Linked DNA regions of Homo sapiens: regions 1 and 2 are each linked to region 3. Evidence: chromatin contacts called from ENCODE Hi-C or POLR2A ChIA-PET data. All regions are on one chromosome and are shown on one strand. The core of a region is the stretch at or near the end of the contact, and the rest is flanking DNA. Distances in the headings are between cores, read along the strand shown.

Evidence for each region. Hi-C counts contacts between places; a loop is a spot of excess contacts on that map. ChIA-PET counts read pairs that join two places held with the same protein, here RNA polymerase II (POLR2A). Pooled maps may share reads with other maps.
Region 1: a pooled map shows a loop between it and region 3 (4-fold over the local background). The contact joins the promoter of THBS3-AS1 here to the promoter of IL6R-AS1 in region 3. A Hi-C loop is called at or near these places in 5 of 50 pooled maps. POLR2A ChIA-PET finds 5 or more read pairs at or near these places in 3 of 52 experiments (RWPE1, T-cell and activated naive CD4-positive, alpha-beta T cell).
Region 2: a pooled map shows a loop between it and region 3 (3-fold over the local background). The contact joins the promoter of KRTCAP2 here to the promoter of IL6R-AS1 in region 3. A Hi-C loop is called at or near these places in 5 of 50 pooled maps. POLR2A ChIA-PET finds 5 or more read pairs at or near these places in 2 of 52 experiments (GM12878 and activated B cell).

Annotation. Positions count from the first base shown.
Region 1 is chr1:155,193,398-155,197,659 of GRCh38, reverse strand. It overlaps THBS3-AS1 (THBS3 antisense RNA 1), which reads right to left and starts at 2,663. Exons shown (of 6, transcript NR_183238.1): 1 at 2,288-2,663; 2 at 643-809. THBS3 (thrombospondin 3) reads left to right here. Exons shown (of 23, transcript NM_007112.5): 20 at 1-197; 21 at 447-619; 22 at 1,534-1,673; 23 at 1,761-2,072. The coding sequence ends at 1,819. MIR92B (microRNA 92b) reads right to left here and starts at 2,483; the gene lies at 2,388-2,483. RefSeq lists enhancers at 1-658, 659-1,494 and a silencer at 2,651-2,980.
Region 2 is chr1:155,171,233-155,175,803 of GRCh38, reverse strand. KRTCAP2 (keratinocyte associated protein 2) reads left to right here and starts at 2,500. Exons shown (of 5, transcript NM_173852.4): 1 at 2,500-2,583; 2 at 2,912-3,066; 3 at 3,176-3,239. The coding sequence starts at 2,580. TRIM46 (tripartite motif containing 46) reads right to left here and starts at 1,955. Exons shown (of 10, transcript NM_025058.5): 1 at 1,775-1,955; 2 at 157-418. The coding sequence starts at 1,837. RefSeq lists silencers at 1,417-1,711, 1,881-1,970 and enhancers at 1,720-2,228, 2,301-2,350, 2,551-2,650, 2,229-2,737, 2,841-3,120.
Region 3 is chr1:154,405,312-154,409,771 of GRCh38, reverse strand. IL6R-AS1 (IL6R antisense RNA 1) reads left to right here and starts at 3,208. Exons shown (of 2, transcript NR_147855.1): 1 at 3,208-3,333. IL6R (interleukin 6 receptor) reads right to left here and starts at 4,429. Exons shown (of 10, transcript NM_000565.4): 1 at 4,058-4,429. The coding sequence starts at 4,142. RefSeq lists an enhancer at 3,299-3,905 and a silencer at 4,145-4,294.

The DNA.
Region 1 (4,262 bases), core at 1,414-3,913, 790 kb before region 3:
GATACACGGCCTTCAATGGTGTGGACTTTGAAGGCACCTTCCATGTGAACACAGTGACTGATGATGACTACGCAGGCTTTCTCTTCAGTTATCAAGACAGTGGCCGCTTCTACGTAGTCATGTGGAAGCAGACCGAGCAGACCTACTGGCAGGCTACACCCTTCCGGGCGGTTGCCCAGCCCGGGCTGCAGCTCAAGGTCCCCAGCTGCTCAGATTCCGCAACCCAGGGCCCTTTCCCAAAGCTCTCCTCTGCAGCCCCAGGGCCTCCCCCACTGCTTGACTGGGAACCCTCTTACCCAGACATCTGGCTTGGAGGCCGGCTCTCTGGGGCCCCAGGGCATTTTCATGACCGCCTTGAATCCCTTTCCCACCTGCACTTACCGACCTGTTGTCTCCCCTCACTCCAGTTCTGCAGTTGACCCACTGTCTTTGCCAATGTCTCCTAGGCAGTGACATCAGTGTCTGGCCCAGGTGAGCACCTCCGAAATGCCCTGTGGCATACTGGCCACACCCCTGATCAGGTACGACTGCTGTGGACAGACCCACGAAATGTGGGCTGGCGGGACAAGACCTCCTATCGCTGGCAGCTTCTGCACCGGCCTCAAGTTGGCTACATTCGGTAAGGAGAGGGGCTGAGCCCACCTGTGGGACTCAGGCCGGGCCTGTCCTTCCTCTTTAGCTGGGATTCACCAGTGACCTCTCCATGGGTGGGAACTGCAGCCACTTCTCTCCATCACCCTTCTCACCACGGACACAAGCACCTATGAGTGATGTTGGTGAAGTCACTCCTCCATGACCCATTTTCCCGTCTGTAAAATGAGGGCATTGGGTTAGATGCCCTTTACAGTTCTCCAGAAGCCTCCAAACCCAGGCCAATCTGTGAAGGGGCACATCACATCTGGTCCCTTAGTTGGTATGACCTGGAACCTGTCTTATCAACGTGGATAGGGATCATCTGACCTGGAAGGCATCATCATTTACAGAAGAGAAAATCAAGGCCCTGACTTCACAGGCCTCGGTTCAACACTTTGTCCACAACTTTGCATTTCTCTCCAACAAGTAGCCCTAGTTGGTGGAGATGAACAGGAAGGGAGGGGAAATGGGTCTGCTTAGAGGCTGGACTTTCCATGGCCAAGAGCCCAGAGTCCAGGAACCTGGGTTGGTTCCCCTTTAAGGTGCCTGGGGCTGTGGGGTGCCAGGACAGGGGATAAAAGGGGGTGGACTAGAGCCTGGGAAGCGGGTGACTTCACCCCCCAGCCCATTGTGCTTATTGTCATGGCAACCCAATCCTCGCTTGGAATGCGGCTGGTGCTTTGAGATGCAAAAGGAGCTGGACAAAGAGCTAGGGGCCCCAGGCCTGAGAAAAGCACCCCCCTTCCCTCTCCTTCCTGCCTCCCTTTCCCTCCCTCCCTTCTCTCTCAGGCCTGGTGAGCTCAAGGGGGGCTGGGGAAAAGCAAGGCCCCAGGCATGGTGGCACAGTGCCCACTGGCACCCTAGCACCAATGGATACTCCTATCCTGGAATCCTGGACAGGGTGAAGCTCTATGAGGGACCCCAGCTTGTGGCGGATTCTGGGGTGATCATTGACACATCCATGCGAGGGGGGCGTCTTGGTGTATTCTGCTTCTCCCAAGAAAACATAATTTGGTCCAATCTCCAGTATCGATGCAATGGTGAGGTGGCTGATTGAGATCAACCTAATCCTTCATGCCTTGTGGGAGAGCCACATCCTCTGACCTTACTTATTTCCCCTTCTTCAGACACAGTGCCTGAGGACTTTGAGCCATTCCGGAGGCAGCTGCTCCAGGGAAGGGTGTGAGGAGGAGGCCACCAGATTCAGAATTCAGAATTTTAGACCCTTTGGCCTTGGGGTCCATCCTGGAGACCCTGAGGTCTAAGCTACAGCCCCTCAGCCAACCACAGACCCTTCTCTGGCTCCCAAAAGGAGTTCAGTCCCAGAGGGGTGGTCACCCCACCCTTCAGGGGATGAGAAGTTTTCAAGGGGTATTACTCAGGCACTAACCCCAGGAAAGATGACAGCACATTGCCATAAAGTTTTGGTTGTTTTCTAAGCCAGTGCAACTGCTTATTTTAGGGATTTTCCGGGATAGGGTGGGGAAGTGGAAGGAATCGGCGAGTAGAAGAGAAAGCCTGGGAGGGTGGAAGTTAGGGATCTAGGGGAAGTTTGGCTGATTTGGGGATGCGGGTGGGGGAGGTGCTGGATGGAGTTAAGTGAAGGATAGGGTGCCTGAGGGAGGATGCCCGAAGTCCTCCCAGACCCACTTACTCACGGTGGCAGCGGCGACACTCCAGTCTATCAAAGATCCGCCGGGATGGAGAGCCAGGAGGGCGGGGGCTGCCCCGCTAGGGGTAGCGGGGAGGCCGGGGGGCCGGGGGGGCCGGAGGCCGGGACGAGTGCAATATTGGCGGGGGAAAAAACAACACTGCACCGCGTCCCGTCCCTCCCGCCCGCCCGGGGCCCGGGATCCCGCTCCCCACCGCCTGAAGCCGGCCCGACCCGGGAACCCGGGGCGCGCTGGGGAGTTGGGTTCACCTTGGAGGCCAGAGAGACTTGGCGCCCGGAAGGCAAAGGGAATGGCAAGGGGGAGGGGGGAGGGAGAACGGGAGTTTGCGGAGTCCCAGAAGGCCGCTTTCCGACGCCCGGGCGTTGCGCGCGCTTGCTCTTTAAGTACTCAGACTGCGCGGCGCGGAGCCGTCGCCATGGTGACGCGTGTCCCAGCAACCGAACTGAATGGCTGTTGCTTGGCAATGCCGGGAGTTGAGGTTTGGGGCCGCCCACCTAGCTACTCGTGTTTTCTCCGGCCTGCGAGTTGGGGGGCTCCCCGCCTCCCCGGCCCGCGCTCCCGGGCGCGCTGACGTCAGATGTCCCCACCCCGCCCAGCGCCTGCCCCAGGGTCTCGCCGCACACAAAGCTGCGCCTCGGGCGCCGCGCGGCGCGCGGGCGAGAGCTGTGGTCTCTCGCCTGCTGATCTGATGCGCTCCAATCCCGTGCCTCGCCGAAGTGTTTTTAAAGTGTTCTTTCCAACCTGTGTCTTTGGGGCTGAGAACTGTTTTCTGAATACAGGCGGAACTGCTTCCGTCGGCCTAGAGCGCAGCCTGCGACTGCGGGACCCAAGTTCCACGTGCTGCCGCGGCCTGGGATAGCTTCCTCCCCTCGTGCACTGCTGCCGCACACACCTCTTGGCTGTCGCGCATTACGCACCTCACGTGTGCTTTTGCCCCCCGCTACGTGCCTACCTGTCCCCAATACCACTCTGCTCCCCAAAGGATAGTTCTGTGTCCGTAAATCCCATTCTGTCACCCCACCTACTCTCTGCCCCCCCCTTTTTTGTTTTGAGACGGAGTCTTGCTCTGTCGCCCAGGCTGGAGTGCAATGGCGCGATCTCGGCTCACTGCAACCTCCGCCTCCCGGGTTCAAGCGATTCTCCTGCCTCAGCCTCCTGAGTAGCTGGGGTTACAGCGCCCGCCACCACGCTCGGCTAATTTTTGTAGTTTTTAGTAGAGACGAGGTTTCACCATCTTGGCCAGGCTGGTCTTGAACCCCTGACCTTGTGATCCACTCGCCTCGGCCTTCCAAAGTGTTGGGATTACGGGCGTGAGCCACCGTGCCACGCCCGATCTGCCTCTTAAGTACATAACGGCCCACACAGAACGTGTCCAACTCCCCCGCCCACGTTCCAACGTCCTCTCCCACATACCTCGGTGCCCCTTCCACATACCTCAGGACCCCACCCGCTTAGCTCCATTTCCTCCAGACGCCACCACCACGCGTCCCGGAGTGCCCCCTCCTAAAGCTCCCAGCCGTCCACCATGCTGTGCGTTCCTCCCTCCCTGGCCACGGCAGTGACCCTTCTCTCCCGGGCCCTGCTTCCCTCTCGCGGGCTCTCGCTGCCTCACTTAGGCAGCGCTGCCCTTACTCCTCTCCGCCCGGTCCGAGCGGCCCCTCAGCTTGCGCGGCCCAGCCCCGCAAGGCTCCCGGTGACCACTAGAGGGCGGGAGGAGCTCCTGGCCAGTGGTGGAGAGTGGCAAGGAAGGACCCTAGGGTTCATCGGAGCCCAGGTTTACTCCCTTAAGTGGAAATTTCTTCCCCCACTCCCTCCTTGGCTTTCTCCAAGGAGGGAACCCAGGCTGCTGGAAAGTCCGGCTGGGGCGGGGACTGTGGGTTTCAGGGTAGAACTGCGTGTGGAACGGGACAGGGAGCGGTTAGAAGGGTGGGGCTATTCCGGGAAGTGGTGGGGGGA
Region 2 (4,571 bases), core at 1,251-3,750, 770 kb before region 3:
ATTGTGCCAGAGCTCAGCTCTCATTAGAGCCTGCGTAAGCAGTATCTCCACCCCCCAGAAAGACAGACAGATGCCTCTGACCAGTGATGGACTTCTTCCATCTTCCTGATGAATAGCTCAGCGTTCCCATCCCCACCCTACAGGCCCCAGTCCCACCTGACTTAAGCAGCCGGTCCAGGCGGTCTGGCTTGGGGAGAGTTCTGCGGGAGAGGCGGGGGCTGCGGGTGGAAGGGGTGGAGGCAGGAGAGGTGGGCTCGGAGCTGGGGTCCCCACCATGTCCTATGTAGCCCTGCTGGCCCAAGACCTCTCGGGCACAGGCCTGGCACACGTTGTGGGTACAGGGCAGCACCAGTGGCTGCTTGTACATCTCTTGACACACTGGGCACAGCAGTTCCTTCTCCATGTTCTTCATGCTGGTCTGTGGAGGGACCAGGAGGCTAGGTCAGCGCTTGGACACTTAGGCATACCTCAGCAGCCCCTTGGCTGCCCTTGGATACCCTAGGGGTCTGAGGAAGGAGCAAGACAAGCTACCTGCAGCTTTTCCAGAGCACCTGCCTTGGGCTGGTTCACAGACCTTCCCAGACCTCTGTCCCTTGCTTCTCTTTCCCCGCTGCAGAGCTAAAGGCCCAGAGGAGGGACGGTTGGAGCTTGTGCCTGCTCCAGCCTCAAGCCCAATCCCCATTTCTCCAGCTGCAGTAGCCCCAGCTGGCAGCCCCCTCACCTGCCTCCATCCCCCATCTCTGGGCAGCTTGCCCCTGGCATTTTTCTCAAGGACACCGCCCATTCTGCAGCTCCATGCAGACCCCCACTCCCTTCTCTAGCAGCACCCCCATGCCGTGATTCCTCCCGATAGCCAGGCGAGGTTGGCACTCCATCCTGCTCGCTCCATACGTCCTCCTGCCGCAGCTCCGGCCTGCGGCCACTCCAGCCTCCATTCCCCATCCTTCACTTCCCCATCGGTCTTACCAACCCATTCCCCTTCGCCCCCATCAGGCCCTCCCGCCCTCTCCCGCAGCGCAACCCGGTCAGCGGCACCCCCTTCTCCGAACTAGCGGGGGAATCAAGAGCCCCGCCTACTCGCCCCCTCCCCACCGGAAGTCCCCTCCCCCTCTTGGTGGCGAGAGTGGGGGTCCTCAGGCTATGCCCCACCCCCACACCTCACCTTGGTCCCTCTCTTCGCAGCCATCCCGGTCAGGGGCGCAGCTGACACAAAGGAGGGAGGAACAAGGAGGGGGGGAGGAAGTGGTGGGGGGGAACACGGTTGGCACCGCCCCTGGGAGAGCCAGGCACGGGTTGCCATGACAACCGCAGGCTCGGAAGCAGCCCTGAGTGGGGGTGCGTGGGGTGGGGTCTTGGGGAGGGGTCCAAATTGGGAACTGCACTGTGGGGCGGCTCCTACATCATCCCCCACCTGTCCTCAGTTTTCTTGGAAAATATCCAAGCTCACACGTCCCTCTTCTCATAACAGGGCCTTTCCCCTGAAGCCCCAGCCCCGGTGCACTGCTGGAGGCCACCCCAGCCCACCCGCTGCGTCTGGGCTGCTCCTAGCTCCTCCTCACGCTCCAGCACACCGACGCCTTCACGGCACTCACCTCCGGGCTGCTCCCGGGATTACCCTCTCATACCTGCATCCCGACCCTCCCAGCCGTTTCTGCCATCGCTAGCCCCCTGTCTACATCCCAGCATCTTCCTGGATCCCCACCTGTTCCAGGTCCCAGCTTGCCCCAGAACCCTATACGCCCCCTCCCCTTCCCTCGACCCCACCTTAACTCACACTGATGCGGACCAGTGCGTCCATGATGGAAGTGAAGGTCTGCATATCCTCACCCTCTGCCATGGCCCTACCGTGCCCGCCCGCCCCTGGGTGCCCGATCCCGGCTGCGGCTGCGAACCCCGGGCTTAATGCAGGAGCCCAGTGGGGGTGTGAGGAGGGCTGGGGGTTGAGGTGTCACTGCGCATGCTCCCGGGACCAGCCTCGAACAGCGCCCGTCGGGGTAGGGGGTGGGAAATAGTTCTCCCCACGTGGTTCTCGAAAGCCGGTCGGGGGGTTGGGGAATATGGAAAGGTATTTGACGGGGGAGCCATTTCTTACATTCTCATTTTTCATTGGCTCCTAATTTTACTCATATAAAGCGGGGGATTAGTTTCGGAGGAAAATGAGTTCCTGGTTGGGAGCACTAAATTTTAGGTTGGGAGATGTTGAGGCATGGGGCAGGGAGGTTTGAGGAACGTGCACTAGAGATGAAAGAAATGGCAAAGAAGACAGAGATGGGATAGATGCCACAGGCATGGGCCCAATGACTTAAAGAGATAAGTGCACCTTGTACAGAGTGGCAGCAGACGCACCAGGTACGAGGAAAGCCTGAGGACCAGGGCGGTGGCCGAGGATGCCCCCTCGACGCATTATTTCCTCCCTGTCGCAAGAGGGCGCTGCGTCCAGGCACTGAGAGGAAGAAAGAGGAGAACGCGAGGAGTAGCAAGTCCGCGGTAAGCGCTGACGCATGCGCATAGCTAACCGCACCCGGTTCAGCTCGCCTTTCTTGGCCAGAGGCGCCGGTTGGACTCACGGGCGGGGCATGATGGGTAACAGGACCGGTGGGGTCCCCAGGAAGTCCTAGAGGGGGTCGGGGTTTGGGTGGACAAGCTTTCCTCGTCCTCTCCCGACAGAGCTGACGTGTCCTGGGTTCCACCGGGAGCGGGCATTTCCACCGGACGGGAGGGTTCGGGGTGTCCGGGGCTGGGGAATACGTAGGGGTTGCCGCGCGGTGTGGGGAGTTGGGGCGTGTGGCTGCAGTCCCGGGAGTTCTTGGAGGGGGTCGGCCCACCGAGCTTCCGGACCGGCTGATCTGCCCGTAGCTTGCCGGAGGGAGGGCGGAGCCTGACTCTCCGTCCCTTCTCCCATCCCCTCCAGTGGTGGGTACGGGCACCTCGCTGGCGCTCTCCTCCCTCCTGTCCCTGCTGCTCTTTGCTGGGATGCAGATGTACAGCCGTCAGCTGGCCTCCACCGAGTGGCTCACCATCCAGGGCGGCCTGCTTGGTTCGGGTCTCTTCGTGTTCTCGCTCACTGTATCCTCCCTGCAGTTGGAGGGGGCGGGCCACGTAGGCATGTGCCCTTCCCCTTCCCCACACAGCTCTGTCCCCGTTGCACACCCTACTCCTTAACTCCCTCAACCAGGCCTTCAATAATCTGGAGAATCTTGTCTTTGGCAAAGGATTCCAAGCAAAGATCTTCCCTGAGAGTAAGTGAATATTGGAGCTTGAGTATTTGAACTTTCTCCTCTTTAACCTCCTGAAACATGATATTGAATTTCCAGATGCTTAGGTGAAAGGTTGTTAAGGAGAAATATATTTACTGAAGCTGTCTGAAGACAGATGACGCTTTTCGATTCTGCACCTTGTATAGCTCCTGGAGTTGGAGCTGGAAGAGAAGGCCTTTGAAAGCAAGAAACTTTGGTACCTTCTGGCCAGCTCCCAGGGAAGGTTTGAGGGGAACAGGCAAATTTGGGCTGATGTTTTGCATCTATTCGCTGGGAGGCGGTCCTTGTTCCCACCAGAAGAAGCAGCAGGACCAAGTTCACTATGGAGTTCTGATGTGAAGTTAACTCAATATTAGAGAATTCTACTTATTTGAGGGAATTGTGAAGAGCCTAAATACTAGAGGCACCAAATATCTATGGCAGCAGGAATCCTGACCAAATCAGAATAACTGTTAGATTATTTCCTGTTTGGAATAATTCTTGTTCAATTGCTCATGTAATCAAGAATTGATGATTCAGTTATTTATGGAGAATTAAGTTTATAAAGCAAATTAAGTGTCAAGGCCAGATTACTTAAGGAATGCCACGTGCTCAGAAATTCACAGCAGATGCAATCTCATGTAAAACCCTCATGTGGTAAAACAAAGATCTATCATGGTTGCCCTTAATCTTTTCTCTTTTTTTTTTTTTTTTTTTTTTGAGACAAGGCTTTACTCTGTCGCCTAGGCTGGAGTGCAGGGATGTGATCACTGAAGCCTTGACCTGGTCTCAAGCAATCTTCCCTCCTCAGTCTTACCAGTAGCTGGGACTACCAGTGAGTGCCACCACACCCAGCTACTGTTTTAAGTTTTTGTAGAGATGGGGTTTCACCACATTGCCCAGGCTGGTCTCGAACTCCTGGGCTCAAGTGATCCTCCTATTTCAGCCTCCCAGAGTGCTGGAATTACAGGTGTGAGCCACTGTGCCTGGCTGCCCTCATTTCTTTGCCCCCCTCTAGGACTTGCTTTCTCCGCATAGCCCTTTTGCAGGCTTCAGAGTTCTTTCCATCCAGTAGCCCCGGGACTTCTCTCTGTTAGGTTTTGTTTCCATATGTATTACCTTCACTTGCTTCTTTTTTTTTTTTTTTTTGAGATGGAGTCTCGCTCTGTCACCCATGCTGGAGTACAGTGGTGTGAACCCAGCTCACTGGAGCCTCTGCCTCCCAGGTTCAAGCGATTCTCCTGCCTCAGCCTCCCGAGTAGCTGGGATTACATGCGTGCGCCACCATAACTGGCTAATTTTTGTATTTTTGGTAGAGATAGGATTTCACCATGT
Region 3 (4,460 bases), core at 1,959-4,458:
CCCACACTAGAATGAAACTCAACTAAGCCTGGGGTTTTTGTCTCTTTTATTCATGGTGTATCTCCAGCTCTTAGAATAGTGCCTGGAACAGAGTAGGAGGTGTTCACTCCAAAAATATATTTTTGGAGTGAATGAATGATCACCTACACTTATTTAAGCACTTGCTGTGTGTTAGGGACTTCTGTAAACACTCTATTTAATACCTTACTTAGCTCATCTCATCTTCATAACCACCCTTCGAGGTAATACAATTATTTCTATTTTCTAGAACACTGGCTGTCAAAGAAGTTAAATCACTTGCCCAAGGTGTTATCATTTTTACTTGGCAGTGCAGGGCAGAGATGTGCCTGGCTTGAAGACCTTAGCCATCACCTATGCAAAATGAGCTGTGTTCAGGTGGAGGAGAGCAGAAGGCAGAGGGGGATAAAGGAAAAGAGAACAGAAAACCTCTGGAAGAAACTGGTTAACACTCTAGCCCAGCACCGTCCAGTAGGGCTTTCCACGATGATGGAAGAGATCTGTATCTGCACTGTTCAGTACAGTAGCCACTAGCAATGTGAGTGTTGAGCACTTAAAATGTGACTAGTGCAACTAAGAAACTAAGTTTTTATTTGATTTCATTTAAATTAATTTTTTGGAGACAGGGTCTCCTGTCGCCCAGACTGGAATTCGGTAGTGCAAACATGGCTCCATGCAGACTGGACTCAAGTGATTCTCCCACCTCAGCCTTCTCAGTAGCAGGGACTACAGGCTCATGTCACTGTGCCCAGCTAATTTTTTAAATCTTTTTGTAGAGACGGCATCTCACCCTGTTGCCCAGGCTGGTCTCCAACTCCTGAGCTCAAGAGATCCTCCTGCCTCAGCCTCCCAAAGTACTGGGATTACAGGCGTGAGTCACTGCGCTGGCATAATTTAAATTTAAATAGGTACACGTGGCTAGTGGCTACCGTATTACAGAGCACAGCTTCAATCCAGACTAGATTCATTGACTGGAAACTCTTTTGCTTGCTGGGTCTGTGGCTTCCAGGCCTGGTGGGACCAGGATTCAGGAGACGGGGGAAGGGAGTGTATATTTTCAGCAGTCAGCACCTAGGTTACTTTGTGTAATCTACAAATACCCAGTGAGGGGAGTATTTGTTTACCCTGGCTGCTGAGGGCTGGAGATGAGGGTCAGGGTCAGGATCAGTGTGCCTGCTGCCTTGGGATCTTGGTCCTCAGTCAGAGGAACTTCCTCTCTCTAACCACCCCCTACCCCAAGCCAGACAATCTGTTCACGGGTAGTTGGTACCCAGTGGCCCGGTCAGAGTCTGGGGTTTCTCAGCCCTTCTCAGGATTTACCCATGACCATTTTCAGGCTCCTTTTAGGGTGGAGTCTGCATAGCTGATCCTACACAGGCCTCACAGGCTCTACACCGACTCAAGAAATGTTTGCTGCAATGAATAAACAAGCAGCAAGCCAAAGCAAGGAGAGATTTCTGGCAACAGAGAGCCCGAAGCGGGAGGGCCTTCATTCAGTTCCTCAATGACACCATTTAGGCAGCCGTCCTCAAACCTGACAGTGCCTAAGAATCACAAGGGGCAGTTTGTTTAAAAGGACATGCCCCAGGCCTCACTCCTAGGTGTTCTTATTTAATAAATCTGGGTTAGGGTTCAAAAATCATCATGTTTACCAAAGCCCTCCCACCCAGCACACACACCAGATCTGATGCTAGGCTCAGAACTAAGCTTTTGAGAAATACTGATTTAGGGTGAGGCTAGGCACGTGTGTGGGTAATGGGGGCAGGAAGAGGTGCCCTAGAAGGAAATTCAGAAGCTGAGATAGCTCTTTGAGATACTTAAAGGTATACATACTTCTTTTGTGTATTTTCTTGCATTGCAGTAGGAAGAGGGAACTTGAGTCACCCAAGTCCAGCCTTCCAGCACCAGAGTGTTGGAACCGGCAGAAGCCTAAGTCCCAGCTAGTCCAGGCCCTTAGACAACGAGTACACCTGAGAAGTCCTGGCAGCTCCAGGGTGTGTGGGCGGCAGCTGATCCCGAGGAAAACAAACCTCTGGGCTCTAAGAGCCCCGCAGGCTGTACCTGCGGATTTCCCCTCTCAGCCAACTCCAGCCTCTGCTCCCCCTCTGCTCCTCACTTCTCTAAAGCGAAACATCTCACAGTCATTTGCTCCATGCTTCCTGTACGATTTCTTTATTTTTACTCTCCAGTTTGTGGGCTGAGTCTGTGTGGGTGTGGGAGAGGGGCTGGGTATTTCTACTTCTCTGCATTTTCCTTCTGAGCTGGGAGGACTTTCACTTCCTCCCCAGTCTCTCAGTTCTGCCTTTCATGGGCTGTTCAGGCCATGAGACCACCTCTCCTAATCCTTCCTGAGCACCAGGGAAATGGAAAACTGACTGTAACTGGCTGCCCTGGAAGGGCCTAGCATCCACTCAGGAGCAACAGGTGGTGGCAACTACAGCAGTAACAGTAACCTCCCTGGGGCAGGAGCCTTGGGCTGGCGTGACAGCAGCAGAGGCAGCCAAGGGAGCCCTGCTTGCTCCTGAGGCCATCCGAGCCCTGGAACCTGTCTTGCATCCCTCTAACACCACCATGGGCAAGCCTGGGCCTCCACTTCCCTCCCTCAGCCTTTTCTGTCCCAGCACTCAGCCAGACAAGAGTGACTCTCAGCTTGCCCCAATGCCCCCAGCTCTGCCTGCTGATCTAGTTCTATATTTGAGAGTCTTAGACATCTACCACACTGGAGCACAGAGCCACGGGAGGGGTTGGCCTCCATCACCGGGGCCTGACAACCTGCCATCCCGCCATCCCAACCTCCCTGAACCTCAGTCTCCTCTTTCAAACAAAGTTATATGTAGATACAGTGGAGGATTAGAAAACATTGAATGGGTGCCCCAATCAACAGTGTCTGTTACTGGCAGGAGTTATAAATGTGTATTGAAAATGGAATCCCTTCTTTTTTTCTTCCAATCATAAGGACCACAACCATCCAAAAAGCAAAGAGAGCCTCAGACACTCCAGCTCAGCCTCTAGTTGCAGAAAGTCACCTCCTCAAAGGGAGAGATCAGTGTTCACCTAGGACTGGAATTCAGTGTGATCTAGTGGTTGAAAGTCTTAGCCTTCAGCCTCCCCAGCCTGTCAGCTGTTCCAGAAGCCTGTCAGCTGCCCCTTAGTTTTCTGCTGTGTCCTCAAAGAAGCACTGGGACCCTAAAATAAACCTCTGGAGAGCCAGTTGCCCAACTCTTCCAGAAGAGAGACTAGACACGCAGCTGGGCATGCGGCCAGAGCCCAAGAAAAGCCTGGTTTGCCAGGGGCAGATTACAGTCAACGGGAGCAGTAAGTGCCTCTGCCCTCTCCCTCACGGGTCCTTCTCTTTTCTAGAGGGGAGTCCAGCACGTGCCAGCCCCAGGAGGTCTCACTCCCTTGCCAGCCTCCCGACTCAATTCCCAGGACTGGGGCACTTGGCTTCCCAGAGTTGGTGGCTGCCAAAGTGACTCCGTGCAGCGGGAAGATCCGTGACTCAGCGCCCGTGATGTCAGTCCCTTCATAGTCAGGGCACTGTCATCCACACATGCACCCGCGGGGGTGGGGGGAGGACCAGGCGAGGTGGACCCCCAATGCAGAGGGAGAAGAGGGGCGCTGGTACAAAGGACTCCCCAGGCGGGTACATCACCCCGCTGGGGCGCGCCCTCTCGGGCAGTCTCCCCTTAGAGTAACCTGGGACGCGGTTGTGTAAAGGCTCCTGGGGGCACTGGGAAGGAAGCTCGAGAGTCAGGTTTGCAAGGACACAGTCCTGTACACAGACCGCAGGGTTCCCGCACAGCTTCACCGGGCATTCCGGGGAGCGCTCCGGACCAAGGGAGCAAGCGCAGCAGGGGGCGCAAGAGCCACTACCCGCGACCACACAGCTAGGTACCCGCGGGGCCTCAAGGCAGCCACAGAAAAGGGGATCCGTCGCACCTCCTTTCCTCCCTCCAGCCTCCCACAGACTGCGGTGACCAAGGCGGTTTCCCCCAGCCGCTAGCTGCCCCAGCCCTCCAGGTGCGCCCGAAGCCCTTACCCTGCGCAGGGCAGCGCCTTGGGGCCAGCGCCGCTCCCGGCGCGGCCAGCAGGGCAGCCAGCAGCGCGCAGCCGACGGCCAGCATGCTTCCTCCTCGGCTACCACTCCATGGTCCCGCAGAGGCGGACAGGCTAATGGGAACCGGGCGGCAGGGGTGGCAGGGGCGGGGCGGGGCGGTGGGCGGGCAGGCGGGCTCAGGCCCCGGGGGCAGCCCCCATCCGCAGGAGCCCGGCTCTCTACACACACTGCGAGTCCCTCGGCCCCGCGCCGCGCTCGGCTCCTCTCCCTCTGGCCCGGCTCAGTGTCAGTGCGACTTCCCACTCGCACATGACTCAGAGCGGCGGACGGTCCTGGCAACGCAGGAAAACATTTGAGGAACTCGCGCTGGAGCGTCTCTGGGCCG